6 separate regions of the Homo sapiens genome follow, and all the other regions are linked to region 4. Evidence: chromatin loops called from intact Hi-C (ENCODE). Cell type or tissue: endothelial cell of umbilical vein. All regions are shown on one strand. Links, peaks and the distances in the headings refer to the core of each region. The heading gives the core; the rest is flanking DNA. Region 1 has its middle 18 kb from the start of HSBP1. Region 2 overlaps MLYCD (malonyl-CoA decarboxylase). Region 3 overlaps MEAK7 (MTOR associated protein MEAK7). Region 4 overlaps MBTPS1 (membrane bound transcription factor peptidase, site 1). Region 5 overlaps OSGIN1 (oxidative stress induced growth inhibitor 1). Region 6 overlaps DNAAF1 (dynein axonemal assembly factor 1).

Evidence for each region. A loop is a pair of places that touch in the nucleus more often than their neighbours do. Peaks named below come from ENCODE experiments on the same cell type or tissue, not always from the same donor. Only the 100,000 strongest peaks of a DNase experiment are listed, where the experiment ranks them.
Region 1: it touches region 4 in a loop (13-fold over the local background); 65 of 110 quality-filtered maps call a loop at or near these places.
Region 2: it touches region 4 in a loop (19-fold over the local background); 18 of 110 quality-filtered maps call a loop at or near these places.
Region 3: it touches region 4 in a loop (3-fold over the local background); 4 of 110 quality-filtered maps call a loop at or near these places.
Region 5: it touches region 4 in a loop (9-fold over the local background); 96 of 110 quality-filtered maps call a loop at or near these places.
Region 6: a loop joins it to region 4, with 10 times the contacts of the local background. A loop is called at or near these places in 5 of 110 quality-filtered maps.

What each region holds. Positions count from the first base shown.
Region 1 is chr16:83,823,615-83,828,398 of GRCh38, forward strand. No RefSeq gene overlaps it. Among named protein-coding and RNA genes, the nearest start is that of HSBP1, 18 kb to the left of the region's middle. In endothelial cell of umbilical vein, for the core only: a CTCF peak has its summit at 2,656 (motif pointing right); a DNase peak (open chromatin) is centred at 2,677.
Region 2 is chr16:83,923,793-83,928,509 of GRCh38, forward strand. It overlaps MLYCD (malonyl-CoA decarboxylase), which reads left to right. Exons shown (of 5, transcript NM_012213.3): 5 at 1-3,239. LOC105371372 (a long non-coding RNA gene) reads right to left here. Exons shown (of 2, transcript XR_007065147.1): 2 at 1-4,717. Among named protein-coding and RNA genes, the nearest start is that of MLYCD, 27 kb to the left of the region's middle. In endothelial cell of umbilical vein, for the core only: a CTCF peak has its summit at 3,035 (motif pointing right); a DNase peak (open chromatin) is centred at 3,039.
Region 3 is chr16:84,481,913-84,486,794 of GRCh38, forward strand. MEAK7 (MTOR associated protein MEAK7) reads right to left here. Exons shown (of 8, transcript NM_020947.4): 5 at 4,719-4,882; 6 at 680-798. Among named protein-coding and RNA genes, the nearest start is that of ATP2C2-AS1, 17 kb to the left of the region's middle. RefSeq lists an enhancer at 1,351-1,852. In endothelial cell of umbilical vein, for the core only: a CTCF peak has its summit at 2,905 (motif pointing left); DNase peaks (open chromatin) are centred at 799 and 2,889.
Region 4 is chr16:84,061,199-84,065,198 of GRCh38, forward strand. MBTPS1 (membrane bound transcription factor peptidase, site 1) reads right to left here. Exons shown (of 23, transcript NM_003791.4): 19 at 2,107-2,247. Among named protein-coding and RNA genes, the nearest start is that of SLC38A8, 20 kb to the left of the region's middle. In endothelial cell of umbilical vein, for the core only: a CTCF peak has its summit at 1,751 (motif pointing left); a DNase peak (open chromatin) is centred at 1,733; H3K27ac peaks cover 389 bases.
Region 5 is chr16:83,955,325-83,960,173 of GRCh38, forward strand. It overlaps OSGIN1 (oxidative stress induced growth inhibitor 1), which reads left to right. Exons shown (of 6, transcript NM_182981.3): 2 at 2,316-2,414; 3 at 3,936-4,072. The coding sequence starts at 2,348. Among named protein-coding and RNA genes, the nearest start is that of OSGIN1, 4.5 kb to the left of the region's middle. In endothelial cell of umbilical vein, for the core only: a CTCF peak has its summit at 1,612 (motif pointing right); a DNase peak (open chromatin) is centred at 1,617; H3K27ac peaks cover 162 bases.
Region 6 is chr16:84,173,568-84,178,449 of GRCh38, forward strand. It overlaps DNAAF1 (dynein axonemal assembly factor 1), which reads left to right. Exons shown (of 12, transcript NM_178452.6): 10 at 1,102-1,155; 11 at 2,366-2,732; 12 at 4,162-4,351. The coding sequence ends at 4,274. It overlaps TAF1C (TATA-box binding protein associated factor, RNA polymerase I subunit C), which reads right to left. Exons shown (of 15, transcript NM_001243156.2): 15 at 4,288-4,882. Among named protein-coding and RNA genes, the nearest start is that of TAF1C, 11 kb to the right of the region's middle. In endothelial cell of umbilical vein, for the core only: a CTCF peak has its summit at 1,922; DNase peaks (open chromatin) are centred at 1,834 and 3,654.

The DNA of each region.
Region 1 (4,784 bases), core at 785-4,784, 240 kb before region 4:
AGGTGGGAGAATCACTTGACACCAGGAGGTAGAGGTTGCAGTGAGCTAAGATCGTGCCACTGCAACATAATGAGACCCTATCTCAAAAAAAAAAATATTGCACATTCCTTTGTGTCAGTTTTGTCTCATGACTAGTGTGGTAAAATTTGGCTACCTACTATGTATCTGTTTATTAACGTGTGCAGTAGGTTTAAATATTCTTACAACTGCTTACATGAAATAATAATTGAATAAATAGAATGCTTCCATACTCTGCAGCCCATGATTCTGAAAATCGTCTAATGGGCTGCACTGGCTTCTCTGGGCTGACCTGGAAACATTGTCATCTTCACAAGTTCTGTACCAGCACAGTGCCCGGCACGAAGTAGATGCTCAGCAAACATTTGATCATTGGATAGATGCATATCCTGGCAAGCTGTGGTCGGACAAAAATAAATAAATAAATAAAATTTTTTTAAAAAAAGGATCCTATAGAGTCAGTATCAAAGGTCTGCTGTTGTACTGATTGGGGGGAAAGATCTCAGGATCTCAGGATGTCATCTTGACTGAAGACAAGACTGACTCGGGTAACAGTGCCATTTGCTCCTTGAATGCATCTCTCACTCCGGACTGAATATTCAGCTCCCTGCAAATCCCTATAAGGTGATTCAGGAACCAAGGGACAGGAAATTCTCTTCAGGATATTTACATTCTTTATCACTTGCTTTCAGCTGCAAGTGGCCAGTAATCTACCTCAAGGCACTGAAGCAAGAAAGGGCATTTGTTGACACTTGGAAGCTGGGGTTTGGGGGTCAATTCAGACATTGCTGATCCAGCTGCTCAAATTCATCAGGAATGGCTGCTGCCACTCAACTCTACCATCCTGTATGATGCCTTGGCCACCATGGAAAGATGGCCACAAGCAGTTCCAGCTGCATTCAAACCCCTCAGGCATCAACCCCTGGACAACAACAGCTTCCCTGGTTGTTTCCCAAAGTTCCCGCAAATGTCCCAAGGTTGCATCTCCTTGGTCTGATTTGGGGTATATGCCTATCTCTGAGCCAGTCACGGAAGCCAGCCAAGAGGAGTGGAATAATCTCATCGGCCAGGCCTGGTTCAGCACCCTACACTGAGACCAGGCATGGGATTAACCCACTCATCAAAGAACTGGAATTGAGGATGGGGGAGAAGAGCTACCTAAGTGGGATCAGGTGCTATTTACAGGCTACGTAAATTTAAGGCTCACCAAGCTCCAAATATTCAGGAAGGTGCACCTAATTTCCAAGTCTTTCCCACTCTCTCTCCCTCTCCAGCCAGCCCCAGGTAGCTTCCCCCATTGCCTGGCAAACTCCGAGCTCCTAGTCTGACGCCAACATGGAACCCAAAGGTGAGTCTCTTCTTCTTCACGACTCAGTTTAATTCTCAGCATAAGCCCTCCAGTCAATTCGGTGCTCTAAAAAGTTGGAAAACATTTATTAAACACCCACTGAATGCCAGGAACTGTGCCAGGCCCTACACCAATGGTGCTGTATTCTACCTACTCATTAGAATCACCTGGAAAACTTTTACACACAGCAATGCTAGGGCCCCACGTGCAGCATTCATCATGCCCACATCATTAGTATTTTGCCAAAGTCCTCCCTCCCCTGGGTGTCCAGCCAGGGTGAGAATCCCGGCGTTAGGAAATAAGACGCATTATCCCGTACGTAATGGAGCGCCTTCTTGGAAGTTAAACGTTGAGCTGCCAGGTGTGCCTTCTAGAAAGAGCCCTGGAGGAGACAGGAAAGCACTGGGGTTGCAGTGAAGCAGGCCTGGTTGGAACCCACAGCTCCAACAGCAGGGCAGACACAAACTTGCCAGGCCCAGTGCAAAACGGAAATGCAGGGTCTTTTTATTTATTTATTTATTTTTATTTTTTTATTTTATTTTATTTTTTTTTTTTTGAGACCGAGTCTCACTCTGTGGCCCAGGCTGGAATGCAGTGGCATTATCTTGGCTTACTGCAACCTCTGCCTCCCGGGTTCAAGCGATTCTCCTGCCTCAGCCTCCCAAGAAGCTGGGAATTACGGGCACCCGCCACCATGCCCTGCTAATTTTTGTAGTTTTAGTAGAGACGGGGGTTTCACCATGTTGGCCAGGCTGGTCTCGAACTCCTGACCTCAGGCGATCTGCCTGCCTCGGCCTCCCAAAGTGCTGGGATTACAGGCGTGAGCCACCACGCCTGCCCAAGAAATGCAGCGTCTTGTGTTCAGAAACTATTAGGAATCTCAAGATAACAACGGCAGAGCATTAAACCGAGCACAGGGCCCTGTGCGTAGGTCACAGACCCCAGAGGCCAGCCCTGTTTTCCAGCTTTATTGCTCATAATCTTGGGAAAGTCACCTGGTCACCGCAAGCCTCCTGACTGTCATTTCTGCGAAGGGGATAGCAATAATTTCCTCCAGGTTTTTGTGCAGATTGCAATAAGATTATGAACGTGCCATGCTTAGGGCGGGGCTTAAGCACTCATTCAGTGGGTGAAAGGAAGAGGAGAGAAGAGAGGAAGAGAAGCAGACTGACTGTTCAGTGTGAGTGGAAGCCCCATCTCCACGCGAAAACAGAGCAAAACCAGGATGAAGGCCACCCACGTAGTACCGTGGCCTGCCCTGCTCAGTAGCCGCGCCCAGACTTCCATCTGTGGCCAGCAGAGGGCAGCGTTGTGCAACTAAAGCCCCAGGATTCGGGCAAGGCCCCAAACCCAGAGGACAACTTTGCTAGAAGGTCTGGCAGGGAACCTGCATAATTTACTCCTGAGTCTCAGAACTAAAGTAAACAACGCCCCAAGAAATGATACCTAAGAGGCACATGACCTGCATGCAAATAAAGAGGCAGCATGAAGTAATCGCTTTCGGGGACGGTCTAATTTCCCCCTTGCCCCACCCCGCTCCCAGGATGAGAAGCTTCAGACCCCTGCATGATTTTCCCAAGGCTGTAAGGAAGGATGTTTGATAGGGACTTTCCTGTGCCGTGTTTCATTCGATTTTCCCGATAATCTGAAAGTTGGGCATTTTTATATATTCTTTTGTTTCTAAACAGAAGAGTAAATCATGCTCTGCAAGCTGTCTCTGGGACGTGCTGGCCTCCCTTCCACCCCAGGACCTTTGCTTGTGCTGTTGTTTTTGGCAGAAATCCCATCCTCCCACCGCACAGCTCCTTCACTTGGCGAACAGCTCGGTATAGGTACATCTCAAGTCAGACATCACGTCCTCAGGGAGCTTTGCTCAAATCTTGCACACCTGGCCTGGTGCTGTGGTTTCTGCTTTCATACCAGCTTGTTCTTTTCAGAGCTTCTATCATGGTGGTATGTGTATCTGTGTGACTCTTTGATTGTCTTTCTCCCTCACTAGCCTGTAAGCACCAAGAAGGCAAGAACTGTTTTTGCCTTCATTGACTCCCTAGTATCCTGGACATTGGCTGGCACACCCTACCAATATTTATTTGTTGAATGAATGAATGAATGAACTTGCCCAAGGTAGCACAGCTGGTAAGAGGCGAACTGGCATTCGACCCAGATCCTCTGACCCGCTAATCAGTCCACATCCCACTTTATCTTATTGCCATATATGAGCAAATGTTGAAAATTGGTGTTTTTTTTAGTCTTCCCACCCAAGGGGGCCTGCGGGACTTATATACCAACACCTGTCAGTCATGGTTGGGGGCTGCTGGGGTGGAGAGGTGGGCACGCAGTGGTGCCAATTCCCTGGAACGGATGGTAGCGTGAAATCCAGCGGCAACAGAAAGCTCTCAAGCAAAGAAGCACAGCTGCTGGTGGTCAGATGTCAGGCCAGAGTTTACAGAAGTGACAAAGGCAGGGGACATGGGAAGGTCACTATATAGATTGTGTCCCCCCAGAAACGTGTGGAAGTCCTAACTCCCGCTGCCTGTGAATGTGATCTTATTTGGAAACAGGTTCTTTGCATATGTAATCAAGTTGAGATTAGGTCATGCTGAATTAGGGTGGGCCCTAAATCCAATGACTAGAGTCCTTCTAAGAAGGTAATTTTCACAGATAGGAAACACCCAGGGAGAAGGCCACGTGATGATGGAGGCAGAGACTGGAGTGACGCAGCTGGGAGCCAGGGAACATCAACGATCACCAAGTGTCTCCAGGAACCATCAGGAGCTGGAGGGGCGGGAAGGATCTTCCCGGGAGCATGGATTTGTAGACACCTTGATTTTGGACTTCTGCCCTCCAGAACTATGAAAGGGTAAGTGTCTTCTGTTGTAAGCCCCTCAGTTTGAGGTTGTAAGCTCCTCAGTTTGGGGTTGTAAGCCCCTCAGTTTGGGGCATTTTGTTGCAGTGGCCCTGGGAAATGAATACGGGCCCCTACAGTGCCACGATGGTCAATGGGGAGCTTTGTGCTAGTGACTGGGAGTACGACACAGTGCTTGCAGCTTGGAAAACTCTTAGTACAGGGTCCCGCAATTTGTAGTTGGTGGAGCCCAGATTTCTGCGCTGTCATATCTGCTCCTCGAGGCTATGGAGTGAGTTTCTCTCCTCTTCTTCAATCAGCGATTACCCCACCCCCAGCTTTGCAGTGCATCCCTTCTCATCTCCCAGGGCACTCCTATCCCATCCACACTATTCACAGAGGGTGTGCAGGCTGGGACCCATGTGAGGCAGACTCGGGATGGCGTTGCTGTCTGAGAAACTGCACAAGTCTTTATTTCAGTTTTCCGCTGCTGTGAAGAGGCCACGCGGGCCCAACAATAGGGTTCCAGTCTCTCCGTGAGCCTCCCTGGACCCCTCACTCCCCCAGGTGTGT
Region 2 (4,717 bases), core at 718-4,717, 140 kb before region 4:
GGGAGACCCACGCAAAGGCCCAGAGAGGAGAAGGCCAGCAGTGGGCAGAACAGAGTGGGCCGCAGGTTTTGGCAAGCCTGGAGGGGAATAGGTCAGAAAGGTAGCCCGGCTGGGCTGAGAGACTGAGGACAGGGGGTGTTAGGGTGCTGACATTCTGGCAAGGGGGCGGGGGTCTGTGGAAGACAACCCCAGGCTGGGGTGGCTTCTCTCAAACCCGGGCATGCACAGTGCTGGCCGTATCGGTCCGAGCCCTCGGCTGCCAGGGAGAGAAGCTGAGCTCCCACCAAAGCATAAAATCCAGGCCAGCGAGGGGCAGCCAGACCACGGGAAGACAGGAGGAACCCGGACCTGGCTCTCGTGCAGGAAGCAGGCAGTGCACAGCTCCGCCGCCACAGAGACAGCCTCCTCTCATGACCCCAGACTCAGCCCGGGCCGTGGTGGGAACGATGGTTGGCCCGGTTTGGAGATGGGGGATCTGGCCCTGTGGTGAGTGCACCCAGAGCAGGTGTCTCTCCGGAGCAGTTGAGTAGAACAGCTGGCGTCACCTCTTCATGTTGACGAGGGGAGATGAGTGGCCCAGGCAGTTCCTAGAGCGGGGGAGATGGAGTGGGCCGTATCCCACCCAGCAGGAGCGCTTGCTTCTGAAGCTCCCGTGCGTCTGTGACAGAGGCTTGAACCCCCGGCTTGTTCTCTCACGTCTGTTGCCGTAAATCTGTCTCCATCGCCTGGCACATAGGAGAGGCTTGGCAAATATTTTTGGTTCACTGAAGAAAGGCAGCCCTCACTCCTGCTGCTCAGACAGCACCCCCTGAACGTGAGTTACTGCCTCCTTGAGCACTTTCGCAGGAGAGAAGACCAGAGAGCTGCCTTCAAAGATGCCAGAGCCATGTTTATTTAAGCGGCGCTGCTCCAGAGAGAACTGGCCATTTGCAGTCTCCACCCCAGTGTGGCTCACGATGCCACCTCTCCTTGCCAGCTCTCACCGAGGCCCCCGGTGACCTCCTAGGGGGTACATCCAGCCAGGTTCCCCCTCAGCAATGGCCAGGGGCCACCGTGGGCCACACTGCACTTCCCAAATGCTCCCGGCACTGGCACAGATGCACACCCTCTTGGCCATCCCCACCTGTGCTCCGCCACTCTTAGTCAGCCATTCCTCTCGGCTTCCGGGAGTCCCCTCCTTCTCTAAGGATCTCACCCCCATCCGTGTCTCTGCTGTCTCCTAACTACCGATAGCAAGGGCACTAGTGCCCCTGTTTGCCGGGGACAGGCCCTGTCTGGGGCCCTGGTGTGGCATCATTGTTAACAGAGCTTCTTTTCACTCTGAAGTGTTCAGTTAGGACAGTCACTTGCACAGTCCCCTCACTGGTGACACAGACACCCCATACCTGTGTGTTTCCCCTGCATAGCTCAGCAGCAGCTCAGGCTCAGCACGGCCAAGGCTGAATGCAGATGCCCTCCCTCCAAAACCTGGCCTCCTCCAGCTGTTCCTTCCTGGCGAGGCCACCTCCAACTGTGTAACACAGAAGCCTGGGTGCCATCCCTGGGGCTCCCCTCACCCCCACCTCCCACCCGTCCCCGGGCCCCTGGACAGACCACTGGCCTTGTTCTCTTCATTTCCCTGGCCCAGGTTACAAAGTCTCCTTCCTGATTATGTGCATTAACTAACCTCGCAGGTGCTCTGCCCACCTGCCTACGCCAGACTCTTCCAGATCCTTCTCCACCCCAGCAGGCAGAGTTGTCATTGTGAAATGCAAATCAGGTTCCATCTCTCCTCTCCTTTCCTACCTCCCACCATCCCCGTCACCCTCCCTGTCACACACAGCCCCCTCCGTGGCCTCTCAAGCCTGCTGTGGCCTGACCCTCCCCTCTGCTTTTCCAGGCCCTCCTGGCACTGTCCTCCCTCAGTCTGGGACTCCCTGTCCTCCCTCCTTCCTGCGTGGCACATGCTCCTCCCTCTTCTTGAAACGCTCTCCCCTCCCTGCCTCCCAGGCAATGCCCACTCTGCCTCCAAAGTTCATCCATCGTCCTCTCCTCAGGAAGATTTCCCTGGTGGCTTGACTAGGTCACAGTCCCCCTTTATTTGCCGTCTTCTCACTGGGGCCTCTCCTTCCTGGTAGCTTCTAAACAAGGCAGTTTCATGTGTGTATCTCCACTAGACTAGACGCTCTCTGAGGGCAGGGACCCTGCTTCGCTTCTGGCCCGAGGTGGCTGCAGGGTCTGCAAGATCATCAGGGCCCCCTCCAATGTGACACTTGCAGAGGGGACCCCTGGCCTGGGGCCACGCTGGTTACTTGGGTACACTCCTTGCCCAGGGTTCCACAGCCCCTTAAAGGCAGGGTCTTTCTGGCCACGCCTGGCCCTGGTCTGGCCTCCCCAAGGAGCCCTGCCGCTGGGGGTGCTGTGTGGGAACAGAGCACAGGCCCTCCCTCCCAGAGCCCACGAGATCTCACTTTCTCCAAGCCCAGCTCCCCAAGGACTCAGACCCCAGTTGCCCTGCACTGAACGCTGGCTTGCCCTAGCTCACTCGGACCCCACCCTGCACTGGGAAGGAGGGTCCCTGTCCCCGTTTGACGGGTGACGACACTGAGGCCCAGAGAGCTGAAGGGGCTGGCCGAGGGGACGGGCTTGGGCGCTTCCATTCTCACACTGCTGCCGTGACACCTAATCCATCCGGGGAAGTTCCCTTTAAACCCAAAAGGGGACGGTGAAGCCACACGCGGCCGCCCTTCTCAGGAGCCCACTTCCACCTCTCGCAGGCTAGACAGCGTTCCCCAAGTCCCCCCTTGAGCTGGGTGGGCTGCCCAGCTGTGAACACAAGGACACCTCCGATTTCGTCCTGTGAATGTTGATATTAGTGGTCCCTTCCTTCAGGGGCTGTGGGGATCTCAAAAGATAAGGCAGGTCTGGAGTCCTGCGCGGTACCTGCCGCATGGCAGGCTCTTTACGGACAGCGCAGGGACGCACTTTGATGCTGAAAATGAGTCTCTGGGACAGATGGATCCCAGTCTGGGTCCTCGCAAGCGCTGTGCACCCCGTCGCCGCGAGATGGCGGTGTTGCGCCCCTCCAGCCTCCTCTGCTCTGCGCTTGGGCGCTGAATGTTAAAATTCCTAACAGGTGAATCGCTTGAATCCGGGAGGCGGAGGTTGCAGTTGGCCGAGATGGCGCCACTCACTCCAGCCTGGCGACAGAGCGAGACTACGTCTCAAAAAAAAATAAAAATAAAAAAATAAAATCCTAACAGGTAGCATACCTGCACTCGGAACTTGCACAGCCGCTCCCCACTCTCTCACAGGGATTAGGTAACGATACTCAGAGCTAGAGCAGGCATTTGGGACTGCCCAAACCAGCTGCTCTTCCTGCTTTCTGAAGCTTCCCCGGGGGAATCTTCTGGCTCCCAGTCCGAGCCTCCTGTGGTCAGCTCCTCCTTGCCCAGTCGTCGTTTGCAGTACAGCAGGGGCGTGGTCATTTGCAAATGTCCCAGAGGGCCCCCTCCAGTCGCTTCACATCGGTCTCAAGTCGGGCTGACTGAGGGCATGACTTTCTGTCTCAGGCATGGAGCCCAGATCACAGATCGAAACTCCGCTAAATCTAGAGGCCACGGGTCCCAAACACCAGTCATTTGCTGAGCACTGTCGCAATTTTTTTATATCCCTCCCATCAATACAAGCTGGATTTTTTTATTAAGTAGAAGCTAAAAGTAAAAAGTAATATAAAAACAAAACAGCATTAAACTTCAGTTAGATACATTTGCTTTCTCTCTTCAAAAAAATCGGGGTTGGCGGGGGAGGATTAATAAATGTTAAGGTTTTTTAAACGTATATTACCAAACAGACTTTCTCTTTGAGGACTCAGAAAGTCCTCAAAAGACTCATAAAGGAGCAAGAATTGGAAAAGGATTAAATGAGATTATTGCTTCGTCCAGGAGCCACCAGATTATCACACATCTCACACCCTGGGCAATCCTTTGAAGAATTTTGCCTCTAGACATGCAAAGTGCACTTTGCCCTGGGTTTATCTAAGTCCTGCGCTGTCGCCCAGGCTGGAGTGCAATGGGGCCATCTTGGCTCACTTCAACCTCTGCCTCCCAGGTTCAAGCAATTCTCCTGCCTCCGCCTCCTGAGTAGCTGGGACTACAAGCACACACCACCATGCCTGGCTAATTTTTTGTGTGTTTGTAATAGAGCCAGGGTTTCATCATGTTGGCCAGGCTGGTCTCGAACTCCTGACCTCAAGTGATCCACCCGCCTTGGCCTCCCAAAATGCTGGGATTACAGGTGTGAGCCACCACGCCCGACTCTTAGAGATGTGTTCTGGAAACCCCAGTGATAAGCACTGGGACCAGAAGGAGAAGCTACATGCAGGTAGAAGCCAGACCTTGGCGTCCTGGGAGGAGGAACTTCCCTATGTGACCAGGAGTTGGGGCACCCCAGCAGAACCTGGCCTCTGCTTGGCACAGTGGCATTGGGGACCAGCCAAATCCTGCAGGCCTTCCAGAGCTCCAAAATACTTATTAAGCTTTCACTTAAAATCTCATTTGTAACTGCACTGGAAGTGGCCAATTCACAAGTGTGATGCATCAGAGATTAGCACGTTGGAACCACCAACATGTCACCTTGTGGTGTGAGGTCATCTCGACTTCGTAAGCCCTCAGCATACCCAGGCTTCTCCCAAAATCTGTGAGTTGCAGCAGCCACAGAGAGAACAGTCTGAAACTCT
Region 3 (4,882 bases), core at 440-4,439, 420 kb after region 4:
AAGAGTGGACTCCATCTCAAAAAGAAAAAAAAGAAAAGAAAAGAGCTTTCTGTCAAGCAGCAGAGGAAAGAAATCAGCAGGGGAGCTGGCAGGAGCAAGCTGAGCTTCGGCGTGGATGCTGCCCCAACTCCTGCCCTCGGGCCTGCCTGGACCCGTGCCCACCCACTCCCTGCACCCGGCCTAGGCCTCCCCCGCTTCCCCCTGCTTCCTGTGCCATGTCACCAAGCTGAAGCGAGGGCTGGACAGGAGCCACGGTCACCCCAACTGGGGCCCCACATGCTGTCTCATGAGCTGCCGGCCGTCCATTCCCCTTGGTCCAGCACTCCCACGTATGAGGCAGGCCAGCGACGCGCAGGGACAGGTCTGGCGCTGACACCATCCCTAGCCACAAAGGCTACAAACCAATCATCTGAGGGCCAGAAAAATGGGCCAAGTGTGCCATCTGCACACAAACCACTGAGAAGCCCCAGCAGAGGCCACATCCTTCTCTAAGGGAAACCCTGGCCCAGCTGTCACTGCCCCCAGCACCGGCCCTGGAAACAGAAGGAACTGGACATGGCGTGCGTGAGGAACTGAATGCCACGCGCCCTGCCCTGATCTGTGGAGCTGAGCCTCGGGGTTGACACCTTTGCTGGGGGACATCACCAAGGCAAGACCACCACGCTCTGCCCGGGCTCACCAGTCCGTTCGGGATCGTCTGCTGTCCATGGTTCAAGTACATGTAGTGGTCGTTGTAGCCCGTGTGTGTGTACACAGCCATGCTGGGGCAGATGGAGAACAGGAAGCATCTGTTGTCCCCTGAAAGTAGCCAGAGAACAAAACAAACAGGGTCGGTGTCTGAGCCGGTCCCACAGGGCCGGAAATGCCGGTAAGCTGCAGCTCAGGAAGCAACAGGGCCAAGACCCTTCTCACCCATGTCCAGGTGTCGGCAGATCAGGGTTTGGGACAAGCTGCTAGGGACCCAGGTGGATGAGCTGGGGATGCAGGGATTAGAGGGACAGCTAATAAGGAATGGGACATCTTTTAGCTCTGGCCAGGGGAGCAGAGATCAGAACTCTGCCCACTGTCTGCTGGAATCAGTTCAGGCTGGCCAAGCACATCCGAGCCAGAAAGAGCAGGCTTCCTTTAGCTTATGAGCACGGGGCAGGTGGTCACTCCGCAGAGACTGAGGCCTCCAGCACAGCCTACCTGAGCAGGCAAGTGACGCTGCGTAGTGCTGACCCCGGCCTGAAAGAACGTACCATGCAGAGAGAGAAAACCTGCAGCTGCAGAGCTGTCCCCAGGGGCACGGCCTACGAAAGGAAGTAGTTTACCCTCGCCCAAAGGCATGGGGTGGGCACACAGGCCATTAAAAGAAAGGTACCAGTCAAAACTCTGGAAACTATGGGTCCCCAGTCTCAGAGACTCCTCCACTCCATAAGCACCTCAGCACTGGGGACAGGGCCGTAGGCCAGGCCTCGTCCTCGGAGCTCCCAGCGAGGGACACTTCCCACCATGTTCTGAGGACTTGGCCGGAAGGGCTGCCCGCCTCGACACCAGCATACACAACTGTCACAACAAGCTGGAAGGCTGCAGAGAAACAAGCTCATGGGAATTTGGGGTTGGGCTATTCATCAGGTGGGAAAGAAGTCACAGGAAGCAAATTGGGGGCACCATGATGGAACGCAGATAAGAAGGGGGCACCAAGACCAGGAGGCTGGAAGAGGACGATGGCCCCGAGCAAGCCAACAGGGCTCAGTCTGTAGAGTGTGGGCTGACACCGCCCAAGGCTCCAATCTAGAAAGATCGCTGGGGGGCCTCTGCCATCAGGGTCTGGGAGGCTTCTGGGAGGCAGCTTCCGAGGTCAAGAGGGAGGCCCTGAAACAGAGCTGGCTGGGGCAAGAGTCCCCATGGAGAAGGGATCCCATGAGGACAAGGTGTGGGACAGGTACGGAACAGTGGGGCTTGAGAGCATCGGGTGGAGGAAGGAGGATAGTTAGGCTAGAAAGTTCCACTGGAACCAGCTAAGTGAAGGGCTTTACTCTGGGCTACAGACTCAGGCTTGCTTCACTGGGTTTCAGCAGCCCCAGAGGCTTGAGGGCAGGTTTAGACGCCGCCATGAACAGCTGGGTCACACCCGTCTGCACTGCCCCCGCCCCGCTCTCCCCGACTGGACTTCAGGTAAGCGGCCCTTTGCTTTGCAATCCTGAGCCCGTCTTGCTGCGGAGCAAGGTCGCAGGGCCACAGAGTTCAGGCCTCAGCTGCGATAGGCCCAGATCCTAGTCCACCCCCAAGGGCTGTTCTCCATAGGGAAAGCCAGGAGGGGGAAGCATCATTCCCAGAATACAGGGCAAGGACCTGATGAGTTATGATTATCTGTGGAAAAAAGTGACACCAACAACGAGGACTCCTTATCTCATTCCCATAAAACAATACCCAAGCGTGCGGCCACCAGCACCTGACGCTCGGCCGCCGAGGAGCTGCCTGCCCACACAGCATGGTTTCGTGTAATTCTGAGGAGCTGAGGCCCAGAAAATGAATCAATCACCTTGCCCAGGGCTAGAGCTGGGACTCAAAATCCTGTGTTCAATCCAAAGCCTTGGGCCTTTTCAATGATTGCACAGAAAACACAAGCCAAAAGGCTCTAAGTATAATCAGTTCTTCTTTCCTCAAGCAAAAACACTCTGATGAAAACAGTCCTTTAAAAAGGTTTACGAAGCCACATTACCCCGCAGGGAAATATCCTCTGTACTCAAGGAGGTGGCCACCCTCCCCAGCATTTGCCTTCATTGTTTGTCCCACAGCTATTAAATCACTTAAAGTCTCAGATATTAGAGGTCATTATTTCCAGGACAAGCGGACAGCACGCTCTCCGAACTTGACCCACAGTCCACGGATTTGTACCATGCGTGGTGTGAGGCTGCCCTCTGCTGTTGTTTCGTGAGTATGGACACGTACTGCAACAGAATGAACTCGGGTTTGAAAACTTGGCCACTGCATTTTTCCCACATGCTTCAGCAAGATTAAGTCTGCTTGTTAATAAAACATAAAGAGCCAGCAGAGTCCATCTGAAATTAACATTAAAGGCTCTGGAGGGAGCAGCAGCTTTACCCTGATCATGATGCTCAGGGTCTCTTCATATCCTAAAGCCGAGCCTTCAGCCATGCAGTGAGGCAGAGCAATGTGTAATTTCCCCGGAGCCCGAGGCTGGGCTGGTGGGCACATGCCCTATGCCTGTGACATGGAGGCAGGGCAAGGTGGGTGTGCAGAAGAGAGTGGCCGTGGCAAGGCTGAGGCTGCTGTCTCTAGAAAGGCCCACCTGCAGGGCCGGCCCTGGGCTGGCACCTGGAAACTTTGATTTGGGGAGAATTCCCACCATTCCCAGAACTAAGATAAAGATCTAGAACATCCTGAAACCTAGATATAAATCAAACCCTAGAAACAATGCAATCTAGGAGATAGAGGTGCCCAACCCTCAACCTGGTGACCCCTGCTACCTATTCCAGCCAGATGCCACCTAGCCTCTGCTGAAAGCTCTCCTGCAAGGGCAACTCCACCTGGACACAGTTCCCGGCCTTCAGAACCTCTGCCTGGTGGAGAAATGACGATTCCAGAGGTGCGGGGTAAGATACAGGATGTACCGGGGAATGCCAAAGGCAAACCCTGGGGATGGTGGCCCACTCTCAAGTACAGAGGACAGCCCACTGATGGGCGACGCATCTGTAAACATTTCAAAAACTATCTATCTATCCATCCATCCATCCATCCATCCATCTATCTACCTATCTATCTATCTATCTATCTATCTAGAGATGGAGTCTCGCTCTGTTGCTCAGGCTGGAGTGCGGTGGTATGATCTCGGCTCACTGCAACTCTGCTTCCGAGGTTCAAGCAATTCTCATGCCTCAGCCTCCCACGTAGCTGGGATTACAGGCATGCGCCACCACACCCATCTAATTTGTGTACTTTCAGTAGAGACGTGGTTTCACCACGTTCACCAGGCTGGTCTCAAATGCCTGACCTCAAGTGATCCACCTGCCTCGGACTCCCAAAGTGCTGGGATTACAGGCTTGAGCCACCACGCCCAGCCTTATTATTTTTTTTTTTTTTTTAAGATAGAGGCAAGGTCTCACTATGTTGCCCATGCTGGTCTCAAACTCCTGGGTTCAAGTGATCCTCCTGCCTCAGCCTCCCAAAATGCTGGGATTCCAGGTGTGAGCCACTGCACCTGGCCTGTGTTTTAAATATTTTTAAAGGACTCTTTTCATCAGAGTATTCTTCCTTGAGGGAAGGAAAAGAATTTACTTAGAACCTTTCATCCAGTGCATTCAAGGTCATGCACAAAGCTTCCAAATTCCAACAAGCAAACGCGTGGCGGTGGGGGCAGGGGCAGGAAGGCCCAGGGAAGGAAAATGTCCGATCTGAACCAATTACCATCTCCTGGTCCCCTCGGAGGCATCTGTGGCTTGACTTCTCCCACGCCCCATAGACCCGGCACCGTGTAATAACTGGGCCCGTGTCCTCGCCTGAAAACTGGGGGTCACACGGCCTGTCCTGAAGAACTCTGATGTGATAAACACCATAGAGCAGCATCACATTTTCCTATCGCCCCGACTGCGTCTAGAGAAACACTTGGAGAAGATGGGAGAGCCCTATTTAGCACCCCCACCCTCTCCCTTTCTCCAGAGCTCTTTGCCCGTGCTGTGCCACTCGTCAAGGTTCAGGACACCAAGTCTTACCTTGAAACTGAGGCTTCACCTCCCAAGAGCAAGAGGCAAACCCACCGAACACATGCTTGTCATGGTCCTCGAGGACAGCCACACAGGGTCCCCGGTGAGTGATGTGGCCACAGAGCTGGGAGAAGCTGTGTCCATGGAGCTCAGACGAAAAGAGCAGGCACCAG
Region 4 (4,000 bases), core at 1-4,000:
AAGTCACGAGTTTAGGTCAAAGTAAATCCAACATGTTCCAGATTCCCCTATTCTCATAAGACATGCATTCTCAGTGGCCCAGCCCAGCCAGATAAGCACACACAGCCATGACCTGACCAGGGCTCCACTCCCAGTGCCCCAGGGTTCCAGGTGGTCAGCACCACTGTCCACCAGGTTGCACCAACTGCCTGAGTGCCACACTCAGCTCCTCATGGATGGGGGCAGAATGGAGCTCATTCAGAGACAGTGAGACCATGTGACACCCACTGAGAAAAGAAGGGCCTGAGAGCGGGGTCTCAGGGGCAACAGGGAGAGGAGAACGGAGGGCCATGGCTCCTGCTGCATCCCAGAGGCTCTCCTGGGGAGAAGGAACTGTACTGACACCCCAGGGGGTGGAGGCAAGGCTCAACACCCATGCAGCATCTGTTCACTTGAGCTGGGCTTCGAGTCGGCAGGGCCCTGACCACTGGAAGTGTGACAGCAGAGAAAGGGCAATTTGTTTTCAGGGACACCTCAGAGTCGAGGCACTGGGCTAGCAACAGCTCCCGTTCACAAAGGATCCTTTCTGAGAGGGAAGGCGCAACCTGGTATTGAAACCTGGAGCTTCTGTTTCCATCTTGTTTCTCCTGTGTCTGCCCCTTCAAGTTCCATTAACATCAACCTGGACTAGACAAGATCCGTGTGAGAAAAATGCCATTAAGTACTTTCCTCTCATTAAAGGGCACTTCTGGTCAAGTGCTTAATGCCCCTGAAAGATGAAAAAAGCTGCCATTTTAAATGTAAGGCCTAGGACCACCCTCTCAGGCATTTACAATTTAATAAAGACTCTTACCAGGAGATCTCAGGTCTTAAAATCTCTGTGGAAATAAAACATTAACCTCCTTTAACTGTGACTTTAACCCTCACTTTTAATTTTAATTTTATTTTATTATTATTTTTTAAAACAGTGTCTTGCTCTGTCACCCAGGCTGGAGTGCAGTGGCACGATCTCGGCTCACTGCAACCTCTGCCTCCCGGGTTCAAGCAACTCTCCCACCTCAGCCTCCCAAGCAGCTGGGACTACAGGCACACGCCACCACGCCTGGCTAATTTTTGTATTTTTAGTAGAGACGCGGTTTCACTGTGTTGGCCAGGCTGGTCATGAACTCCTGACCTTGTGACCCACTCACCTCGGCCTACCAAAGTGCTGGGATCACAGGCGTGAGCCACCGCGCCCGGCCCATTTTTGATTTTTAAAAAGACCCATCCCAGTCTAGGGATTTACATAAATGCCAGGAATGTAGTCAACTTCAGCCTGAAACGGAGGGGCACACACACACCTCTCAGCGCACGCTGTTAGTGCCTCATTCTTGTCACTCACCACCCGCCCTGTGCCTCGAGTTCCCCAGTGGTCACAGCGCATTAGAAGGTTGCCTTTCAGTCCTGGTGTCATTATCATCTCACCAGGTAAAAACATGGAGCACTTTTACCATTCTTTCTCCCCTTTACAAAATGAGAAAAATAGTCTGTGCCCAACCTCAAGCCCCCAAATCCAACGGATGCATCGAGAGACTGACATAAAGACGCGGAGGGAAGAGGACTGGCATGCCTATTTGCCTCCCCTTCACGCCTCGAGATAACAAACGCTCTTCACTGATAAAGGCTAAGAAAAGCCCGAATTCCAGGTCTGGAAGGACAGCCAAGAGCCAGCCCTCCAGTAAAAGAGTGAGTCAGACCAGAGAAGGGCGCCCCCTCGTGGCAGTGCCCACAAAGTCCAGGCAGCACGGCGTAGGAAGCCTGGGAGGGGCAGGCCCCAAGGAAGTCAGGGAAGGGACTCTCCACCACAACGCGGGAGTCCCGCCTCCGCTGGCCTCAGGAAGGTGAAGATGGAGAAGAGGCATCATGGCCCCAACAAGTAGCTTTGTTTTGCTTATTAAATGTGTGCACACTCAGACACCTATCAAAATATTCCAAGCAATCAAAGTGACTGCAACATCTCCAGCTGAGCCTGGCTCAAGTGAACAGATGTCGGCTGATCTGCCAGCATCTCACGGGCGCCTTTCCAGAGACAAAGGGAAGAAAGGATCTGAGTGCCGAAGTCACAAAGTCCATCTGCGTTTTTCCTACCCTTCTGTCGGTGACTGTCATCCAAGCAATTGGAGTCCCCATACAGTACAATCCGGCCTCCACCCTCAGCTGGAATCTGATAAAGTCCCAAAATGGGGACGTTTTCAACAACTGCTGTTTCCTGCTTTAAAACCTCCAATCCTGAAACAACACAACAAAAAACAACAGCCATGAGAGTTTCCACTGAGCAGTGAGTTATTTCCTGATATTTCATCCACGTGACAAATAAACCACATTTACAAAATCTAATATTCAATTAAAACATTGCAAATTTTTAGAATAGAAAAGCCTTAAGAATAAGCCTTTTAGAATAGAAATGTCTTAAGTGCCATTGATTTGTTTTAGCAAAATTCACTTTGTGTGTATTTCCGTATCTATCCACTTTCATTTTTACTTGCCATGGCAGTACATAATATTTACAATTGCAAAGGTGCTGCCTCTATCTTAAAAAAAAAACCTAAATTGTGTCCCCTCTTATTATCCTGAAAGGCCTATGTTTTCAGACACCTACACAAAGGGCAGCCAGCAGATCTTGCTAAACACACAGGTTTCTCTATGAATACAGTCATATATACTAATACCCAGGTTTCACGTTTTATTATGAAAAGCTAGGACAAATGTAACTAATTTTTAAAAGTATGTCCACATATTTATATTTAGGTTTAAGACATCGGTTACATTAATTTCACAAAGACACATGTTCCAATAGCACAGCCTCCTATCTTTGCCCAGATGACATAATTTAAAATTTGTAATGAATCAAGAAGTCAAAAATGTATAAATGCCACAGGCAGCATCATCAGTGGCACCACCAGATAATCTAGGAGTCTCTGCCCCTAATTCAATTGCTTTCCTCAGCACTAGAACATGATGTACGTCTTCAGCAGAATCTAGTATTGTCCGTGTTGATAACATCTGAAATGTCTGTAGCTCTATAAACGTGACATTCCCTGCTCTCTGTGCAGGAATCCTACTAGGAGCTGAGTAGAAGAAAAAATAGGCCATTCTTTGGAAGAGGGAAGCAGTCAGGAAAAACTGGAACACATTCACCGCCATTTGCCTTGTGGTATTTGATGGGAGTTTTATTTCTGCCATCAGGGTCTTTTCTGATCAGGCATAACCCAAATTCCTATTTTCAAATTCTTATTTTGTACCCAAAAGATTATTCAACTTAAAGTCTTTATGGGAATAAAATGCCCCTTTAAAAAATTTCGTTTTCACACTGTAGTAGAACACCTAAAGAAAGCACATATCCTTAAATCTACTTCTGATTCTCCCCACCCACCTACCAAAAACAAGGATCTCCCAGAGGGTACAAGCCAATGAGACCACCGCTTTGATCCCTTGTTTACAGCTAGAACCTGAAGTGATACTGTCTATGAGAAATGCTTTTAGAAAGAATCACTAACCCATGGCCAAGTGACTGTGAAAACAATCATTATGTGCCTAAAGGTGAAATATAACCTATTAAACACAGATCCAGTTACTGATCAAACTTGCTTTTGATAAAAGGAAAAAATCCCTTCCAGGTAATATAAAAATAAGTTCTATATTCCAGTTGCAAGTAGATAAGGTGAGAAATCCTCTCTTTTCATCGTTTTCAACTAATAAAACTATCCTTAACGTCCACGTACAGAAAATGGCAACTTTAGAAGGGAGGGGGCCTCTCATTCTGAAATACACAGTATCAAACTTGCATGACAGAAACGAATCTTGTACATTTTCATTTTTCTAAAACCTTGGTAATCTGGCAATCACAGAAGCAGAACAATTTATAAAGGGTAACAAAAAAATTCATCAAGTAACCTTGAAGGTAGTTTTTTTTTTTTTTTTGAGATGGTCTCCCTCTGTTGCCCAGGCTGGAGTGCAGTGGCATGATCTTGGGTAACTGCAA
Region 5 (4,849 bases), core at 1-4,000, 110 kb before region 4:
CAGCTGTCCCTCTGCCTCCCCGCCTGCCACTAGCGCTGCGACAGAGAAGTGGGGGACCCTGGAACGGACACTGCACGTTCCACCCGGCAGAGGGGTCTCAGCAGGACCTCTCACAGCACTTGGGGCACAGAGAAGGCTCTGGAGCAGGGCGGCCTGGGCTCTGATCCAGCCCAGCCTGCAAGAGCTGGTTCAACCACCTTGCAAACTATAAAGGGCGGTGAGAAACGCTCTGGCCCTCAGAGTACTTACAACAACCCGATTAAATAAGGATTCAATTTGTTAACGTGTATTAAGTGTTGAGATCATGCCTGGCACCCAGCCCACTCCACAGAAGTATGGAAATGTCAGCCACATGCTGTCTTTGTTGTTCTTGTAACTACTACTACTATTATAATTGGTGGCAGCGTCCCCCTGAAATCTCCCCCTCAAGGCAGGCAGCCTGGGGTCTTGTAGGGAGCTGAGCATGAAGAGGCCATGTGGTCCCTGGTGACTGCAGCGTGTCACCTTCCTTCTCTCTGGAAAGGGAGGAGGAGGTCTTCGGTGCTGGGCACACGAGCTTGCCTAGACAGGACACGGAGGCTGTCCCTGGCCCCCACGCCAGTGGAGGCAAGAAAGGCTATGCTCAAGGGAGCAGAGAGCACCGACACAGGGGTCCCTGACAGACCCCTTCCCCGCTAGGCACATCCTCACCCTCGGAGCCTCCTTCTCCTCACCTGCAAGACAGAGGTGACAGGGCTCACCTCTCAAGGCTGCTGAGCGGGCTGGACGCTACTGCTTAGATGCAACCTCCTTGCAAACTGTAGAGTGCTCTGAGAAGGTCAGTTGTTGTCACTGTGGGGGCGACACATAGGTCCTCTCAGTGGCCCATCTGTGTGGCAGTTTCTCATCCCTCTCCTCGGGACCTGCCTGGAGGTGGACGAAGGTGTTTCTGTCACCCTGCACACATCAGAGGCCACACACTGGTCTCAGCTGTGTTTGGTTGGCCTTTTAAGCATCTTCCAAAACTCTGCGTTCATTCATTGCCCACTTCTTCAACTCAGATCATTCACATAGAAATCCAGATTCCCACTTTCTCTGGAAGAATTCTGGAGGCAGGTGGCCCTGGGCCCCCACCCCTGGCCACTCTGGGTGGTCCAAGCCCTGTGCCCGCCCACTTGAGTGTGACACCTGGATGGGCCCTGGATCTCGAGGGACAGGCCGAGTGGTGTGGGTGGTGGCACTGGCAGGGTCTTGGCACCAGTGAGCCCTGGGTTTCAAAGCCAGCTGTGTGACACTGAGAAGTTTGTGCGACCTCTCTGAGCCCCGTTTACACATCTGTGAAATGGGACATTAATATGGCCAGGGCTGCACAGGGTCAGCGTGAGGCGGATATGAGAAAAAGCATGTCAAATACCCGGTACACAGTAAGTGCCAAATGCTCATCATCCCTGTGCCCACAAGGGTGTTGCCTTGTGGTCCTCAGGATGGCAGCATGTGGCCCTCGGGTGAGGCTGGTGTCCGCTGCTAGCTGGTGTGGGGAAGAAGGTAGGTCTGATGCTCCTCTGGGAACCGGCAGCTCTAGGACCAGCACTTGGGTCCCTTTGAGCGATTTGGGCCTGCGGCCAGCAGAGGGCGCGGCTGCCCCAGAGATGGCAGGTTCACCAGCACGTCCCCAAACCTGGCCACTGCTTCCATTTCCCCAAGTCCATCCCAGCTCCTGGGGCAGGCCACAGCGCTGGCCCATTCCCTGTGGCAGATTCACTCCAGGCAGGTGCTTCCCGTCTGTGATCCTACTGTGTCCCTCAACCACCCTAGGAGGTAGGGACTCATTGCTTCCATTTTACAGATGAGGAAACTGAGACCCAGAGAGGCCCGGGAATGGGATAGGAAGCAACGTGCCAGGGCTGGATGACGAGTCCACCAGGCCACACTGGGACTCGAGGACTGTGGCCCACAGAAGGGTCTGGCAGGGCTGGTTCCTGGGTTGGGCAGGAATGGCCTCTCGGGAAGACAGATAATGAGTTTCGGGGACTGTTACTGCCCCAGTGAGATGGGAGAGTAGAGTGAGGCTCGGAGGGACAGTGGCTGCCTGGGGCAACCAGGCCCGAGGAGGGGAGGGCACATTCTGCATGACTGGGGAGGGGTGGGGCAAACAGCCTGTTTGGAGCAGAGGCTGTGTGAGAGCAAGAAGGGAGTCCCGTCAGATATGTCTCATGGGGACCCCGGACCAGACCCTGAGGGCCACAGGAGGCCACCCTAGCTGGGAGGTGAAGTGGCTGTGTGGACACCCAGGCCTCACCCGAATGGACTCTTCCTTCCCCTCTCCCCCACTCCAGGTCCGCTGCCAGCCCCAAGCCCCCCACCAGCCATGAGCTCCTCCAGAAAGGACCACCTCGGCGCCAGCAGCTCAGAGCCCCTCCCGGTCATCATTGTGGGTGAGTGTCAGGCCCCAGCCAGGGAGGGGCTCCGCTGAGCCTTCCGGGTACCCCCCAGGTCTGAGGGCAGGAGCTGGGCAAGTCCAGGCCTGGTGTCTTTTTTCGTTTTTGGGGTTTATTTTTTATTTATTTATTTATTTATTTATTTATTTATTTGAGACAAAGTCTCACTCTGTCGCCCAGGCTGGAGTGCAGTAGTGCAATCTTGGTTCACTGCAACCTCTCCCTCCCGGGCTCAAGCGATTCTCCTGCTTCAGCCTACCAAGTAGCTGGGATTACAGGTGCATGCCACCATGCCCAGCTAACTTTTGTATTTTTAGTAGAGATGGGGTTTCGCCATGTCGGCCAGGCTGGTCTCGAACTCCTGACCTCAAGTGATCTGCCTGCCTCAGCCTCCCAAAGTGCTGGGATTATAGGTGTGAACCACCATGCCTGGCCCAGGCCTGGCCTCTTTACAGTGGTCTTTAAATTAAGCCATTGAGCGTTTACTATGTGGCCAGTGCTAGGCTTAGCAGTTTATAAGCTATCATTCCCTTTCACACTTCCGAGAACCCAGGGGTCTAGAACACACCCATCAGCTGGAGGCGACCCGGCGTGGCGCAGGGAGGCCTGGTCCTGAGCCCACACTGATCCCATGACTACCCTGTGCCCAGCACTGTGCTAGGTGCCCACATGAGAGGACACACAGTAGCGGCTTATGATTCCTGTCCTCTGTCTGCACAAATGGGGACAGATGACCCCCCAGTATGCAGGCGTCCGATTAAGCCACGTGAGATGGTCATTTCTGTAAGGCAAAAGCAGATGGGTGCCTGTGATTTCATATGGTTCTTCCTGGTATCCTGCATATGAGTAATATTCCGAATCAGACGAGATAAGAAGAGGGGAAAGGACAGATAAAAAGAGAAGCGCTATCACAGGGCTGTGCCTGGTGAATCGCCCAGGAAGCGCCACAGATGGCAGCGCAGTTCTTCAGACGTGCAAGCAGCAGACCCAACAGGCGGCTCAGCACCCCTGAGCGCCCACAAGCACCCACCACTCAAGTTCGCCCCCAGGCCACGTAGCAATCTGTGCTACATTCACTCATCCATCTGACCTAGTTCTTAGCAATCTCAGAATCTCAGTCGCGTCGTCAGATATTCCCTCTGTCTGGGTTTTAATCCCGGCTCGTCTACCTTCCGGCCGTGTGACCACAGGCAAGTAACTTAACCTCTCTGTGCCCATTTCCTCAAGTATAAAAGGAGGAAAAGAGTGGCACTTACCTCGCTAAAGCTGTTGTGAGGCTGTTGTGAAAGCTCTCAGTACAATTCCTGGCACAGAGTAAGCTCTCAGCAGTTGTTCATTCCTTCTTTTTAAAAGTATTATTAGGCACAGTGTCTGGCACAGGCTAAGGGCTTAATAAATATTTATTTTTATGAATGAAGGATAAATGAATGAATGCGCCGCATCTAGATCAAAGCCCTCCACAGTAGTGTCCCCCACCTGAAAAGGCCACCCCCTTTAACCTCCACCCTCTCTCCCCAGGTAACGGCCCCTCTGGTATCTGCCTGTCCTACCTGCTCTCCGGCTACACACCCTACACGAAGCCAGATGCCATCCACCCACACCCCCTGCTGCAGAGGAAGCTCACCGAGGCCCCGGGGGTCTCCATCCTGGACCAGGTGGGTCAGCCTGGGGCCAGAGCTCTGGGTAGTACATACCCGCCCTTGGAAAACTACCGCCGCTTTCCCAGGGAAAAACAAAAGTGTGTGTTTGCTGGAAACAAGACTAAACAAAGAATTCGAGAGTCCACAAAGTCAGCCACGGAGATCGTGAAAGAGAAATCAGAGACCCACAAATGCCACACGATCTAGGGCTCACTATGCCCTAGGCCGGTTGTTCTCAAGGAGGGGATGATTTTTCTCCTCGGGGGGCACCTGGCAATGTCTGGAGACAATTTGGGTTGTCATGGCAGGGTGACGGTACTACCAAATCTAGCAGGGTGGAGGCCAGGGATGCTGGCAAACATCCAGCACTGCACAGGACAACGAGGGTGGTGAGACTGAAATATGTGTGGTGGAGCTTCTCAACCTTGGCCCCACTGACATTTGGATGACTTTGTTCTGGCTACAAAGAATGATCTGGCTCAAATGTCAGTGCGGCCAAGGTTGAGAAACTCCACCACAGATATTTCAGTCCCACTACCTCCTGCCCACAAGGGTTTGCAAATCCTCCCTCCGTACCCCTTGTCTTCCACTGTGCTCCTCCACGACCTCCCCTTGTCGACCTCCCTCGTCAGGCAGTGTACATCCTCCTGTTCCCTTCCCGCCCCTGAGTTGGAGATGAGGAAATAGGTCTTGACCATTTGATCTAGATCAGCATTTTTCAAAGTGCTCTCTATAGAATACTAGTTCCTCAGTATAATATAGAGAGAAAAATGTCCCCACTCCAGTAAAACA
Region 6 (4,882 bases), core at 380-4,379, 110 kb after region 4:
TTACACCTGTAATCCCAGCACTTTGGGAGGCCAAGGTGGGTGGATCACATGAAGTCAGGAGTTTGAGACCAGCCTGGCCAACATGGTGAAACCCCATCTCTACTAAAAATACAAAAACATAAAAAATAAAAAAAATAAAATTAGCTGGGCGTGGTGGCAGGTGCCTATAATCCCAGCTACTCGGGAGGCTGAGGCAGGAGAACTGCTTGAACCTGGGAGGCGGAGGTTGCAGTGAGCCAAGATCTCACCACTGCACTCCAGCCTGGGCAACACAGCGAGACTCTGTCTCAAAAAAAAGAAAAAGAAAGGGACATAATTGGGCAATTTATCTCTCACATTTGAGAACTGACCATATAGATAACTACAACACTAATAGCTAATGTTAATTGGTTTCTTATTATATGGGTGACACCATTCTAAGCATGACTTGTATTGATTGATGTAACCCTTCCTACAACTCTAAGCAGTACATACTATTATCATCCCAATTTCCCAGATGAGGAAAATGAGAAACAGAGAGGTTAGGCAACTTGCCCAAAGCCAGACAGCTAGAAAATGGTGGTGGGGGAGTAACAACCTAGGCACCGTGGCTCCAGTTCATGCATCCAACCACACACTATGCTGCCTCCCCAACCACGCACTGGTTGTTATGGACAAAGATACCGAACAAACACCCACAATACAAAACAAAAAAGTCCTACAAGTTTTGGGGAGGTACAAAATATATTACTTTTATACCACATAGAGTTTTCGGACTAGTTTGTACAGAGGTGCATTTGGTTTGGGTCCCATTATTTCCCCCAAGATGAACTGGCTGTGTCTCTTAATAAAAAAGCAGAAAAAAGATGTGGAAATTCTTTAAACACGTCACACCTTGCAAGTTCCCTTTCATTTATTAGATCCAGACACCTGAGGTGGCAACGCTTGCTTTGTGTGTATCTAGAGTTCCTTTTGGTGGGGAACAGGCAGGCGAGTCACCTGAGTGATTTGAGTAACTGTAACTAAGGCTGGGTTGACTGCGTGTTTGCCTTTATCGTGCCTATCAGAACGTTGACAGTGCGTGTACCTCCCTGGTGATGTGCGGCTCACTTGCTCTTTCAGGACCTACCTGACTTGGAAGATGATGATGAAACAGGCAAATCTCTGGAAGACCAGGTTAAGGTCATTAGAAACCATTTTCCCACAGGCAGCTTAATTCCACCTTCGTTCTTGTCGTTTACCGTTTCTCTCCTAAACTTGAAAGTAAAATGTTCCCTGTGCATAAAGCATTGAATTCCCCCATATTCTTTTTCTTTTCTTTTCTTTTCAGGCAGAGTCTGGCTCTGTCACCCAGGCTGCAGTGCAATAGTGTGTTCTTGGCTCACTGCAACCTCCACCTCCTGGGTTCAAGCAATTCTCCTGTCTCAGCCTCCCAAGTAGCTGGGATTACAGGCATGAGCCACCACGCCCAGCTAATTTTTGTATTTTTAGTAGAGATGGGGTTTCTCCATGTTGGCCAGGCTGGTCTCGAACTCCTGACCTCAAGTGATCCACCCGCCTCAGCCTCCCAAAGTGCTGGGATTACAGGCGTGAGCCACCGCACCCAGCCCACATCCCCCATATTTTCACCTTGCTGAAGGAAATGCCATTTGTTCTTGTTCAATTTCTTTAAGATTTTATGATGAACCACTTGAAAATCTATTGCTGGTTTGTAACAGCTGAGTACAGTGCATAGTTAGCTGAAAGTACTTTCTGTCATTAAGATGTATTTCTATGTCCATCCTATGAATGTCTGTCTGAATATAGGGGAAGGAAATGAAAACAGGAGAGGGGAAAGAAAGGGGTGAGTCTGTGAGGCACAATGGGGAATTCTCTCAGAGTGACGTGACCCTACTCCACCCAGAGGCCATTACTGGCATTACCAGGAGCCCACACGTGCCAGACCCGTACCCTGAGGGAGAAGGAGGCATCAGCCATCATCTCTGAGCACGAGCTCAGCAGCAAAGAAAACAGACACAGTTACTGTGGGGGGCCTGCTGTCCAAGGAGCTAAGTCCCAGAGAGTCTGTGAAGGAAACGGGGTTCAGGGGCATGCCAAGCAGAGCCCAGGGCTCAGGGGTGCGCCCTCTCAGGTACCAGGAGGGTGAGGAATAGCCAGTGGCTGGGGGAGCAGAGGGCAGAGAGAAGGGCATAGACATGAGCTGTGCCCAGGGAGTGGCCACCCCCAGGCCTAACTTTCAGAGTCCTGTGTTCCCTTGGGCCTTTCTTGGATGTGGCAACAGAATACTTTGTGACATTGGGTGAAAAAGCAGAACTGGCATGGTGCATTGTAGAGCGATTCTGTTGTGAAAACAGAAACTTTCAGACACCTTTTCTTCTGTAAATAGAATATGTGCTTTCCGAAGATTGAGGTCATCTCGAGCTTGAGTGATGACAGTGACCCTGAACTGGACTACACGTCACTCCCTGTGCTGGAAAACCTCCCCACAGACACTCTGTCAAATATATTTGCAGTCTCTAAAGACACCTCAAAGGCGGCTCGGGTGCCCTTCACAGACATCTTTAAAAAAGAAGCTAAGAGGGACTTGGAAATCCGAAAACAAGACACCAAGTCCCCAAGACCCCTGATCCAGGAGCTCAGCGACGAGGACCCCTCTGGCCAGCTACTGATGCCCCCCACCTGCCAAAGAGATGCTGCACCACTCACTTCCAGTGGAGACAGGGACAGCGACTTCCTTGCAGCCTCTTCTCCGGGTAAGAGCGTGGGGCCGAGAGCACAGTGGAGACAATGTTGGCTCCCCGGCCTGGGATGGGTGGGGCAGGGCAGTCACTCAGCCTTACCCTGAGCTTTCATGTTGCTGGAGGGGTCACCCAGGACAGACCACACAGATCCTCTGAAGGTCCCATTCCTGAGTTCACGGGTCTGAAGCTGCCACTTGCTGGTAGCCAGCCTGGGCCAGGAAGCCACCGAGCCAGCCTCCTCTTGGGCAGCCGAGTCTGACTGTGTGTGGGGGTCACAATCCCCCTGTGGTCATGCAGATCTCCTGGGGCGGGGGCCTAATGACCGTGCATTTCCACCCCCTCCTCACCATCCCTGGCCTCAGCCTTTCTAGACCAGGGCTTTTGGAGGGGACCACCAACACCACTGCTGGGGAGTGTGGGGCAAGCGAGGTGACAGCCACACAAGGGCGTGGCTGCTTCACAGTGACCCAGGCCCGGGTGAATCACAGGCCAGTCCTAGTGGCCTTCAAGGCAGGGAAGGCAAAGGGGCAAAGGGGCACCAGGCAGGGACGGCAGCCAGAGGCCTGGCTGCAGAAGACCCAGAAAAACATGCTGAATGTACCGGGGCCTCCCCTCATACTGCAGGCTGGTACATGTGCCTGGCAGATGCGGTTTTGGGGAGCAGCCGGTTAGTGCTGAGAACAAGCAAGCTGGGACTGTTTTTTCATTCAGCATCTGCCTTCAGGTGCACTCCCAAATTGGGGGCTGTGTGGAGCCCAGACCGTGCTACTCTCATCCAGCACGCATCGGTGGCCAGGCTTTTTCCTGAAGACAGCTGCCTGGCTGACTCCAGACTTGCAGGCAGGAAGCAGGGAGTGGCCTGAGTGCATTTCCCGGGAACACTGAGTGGCCTTCTCTTCCACTCTAGGAACCAGCACAGAAAAGTGCAGTCTGAGCTGGAGCCCGTGCAGCCTCGGGCGGGGGCAGGCCTGGAGGACGTTGAATAATTTGTTTTTGTTTGTTTTGTTTGAGACAGTCTCGCACTGTGGCCTAGGCTGGAATGCAGTCATGTGATCTTGGCTCACTGCAACCTCTGCCTCCTAGGTTCAAGCAATTCTCCTGCCTCCGCCTCTGAAGTAGCTGGGATTACAGGCACCCGTCAAGGGATTTTCCTGCCTCAGCCTCCCCAGTAGCTGGTATTATAGGGGCCTGCCACCACGCCCAGCTAATCTTTGTATTTTTAGTAGAGATGGGGTTTCACCATGTTGACCAGGCTGGTCTCGAACTCCTGACCTCAGGTGATCTGTTTGCCTCGGCCTCCCAAAGTGCTGGGATTACAGGTATGAGCCACCACGCCCAGTTGAGGACACTGAATTTGGCCTGGACTGAACCCCAAGGCTGCCCCCCTGTCCTTGCAGTCACAGTGACAGGGAGAAAGCACAGGTCACCCTTCCTTCCACAGTGCCGACTGAGAGCGCCGCCACACCCCCAGAGACGTGTGTCGGAGTTGCCCAGCCCAGCCAAGCTCTGCCCACGTGGGACCTCACTGCATTCCCAGCACCGAAAGCATCATAGTTTTCCCCAGTTATATGTAGCATAAATGGTTTAATCATAAATGTCTCCCTTAGGCATGATAAACATTTTAACACCCACGCGAGTCAGTGTATGATTGGGCTAGCTCCTGTTTGTGTGAGTCACATGCAATTCCTTTCACCAGCCAACCTGAAAAAAGACCTTTCTCTTACTATGTCATCAGAAACCAGACAGACCCGGGTCCCTGCAAAATCTCAAGTGAGCATTTTCCCCACAGGAAAACAGAATCTTCCACTGCAGCTAGAGAAACTCCGAGGAAGAGGGACTTGATGCTTTAGACATCAAAATGAGAAGGGGAGGGAGGAAAGAAAGGGGGGAGTCTGTGAGGCACAACAGAGAATTCCCCCAAACTGACATGACCGTGACCCTCTGCTCAGAGGGCACTATCGACAGCCCACAGGTGCCAGACCCATGTCCCAAGGGAGAAGGAACATCAGCCATCATCTCTCTGCATGAGCTCAGTGTCAGGTAGTAGCTGTGGCGGGACGCTGTCCAGCCTAAAAAACGTGACCATTCCAATTCATCTTCAGCTGCCAAGTGTATTTAGTCCCTGAACCTGGATCCAAGGCATCTCCCTGTAGGAAACATCA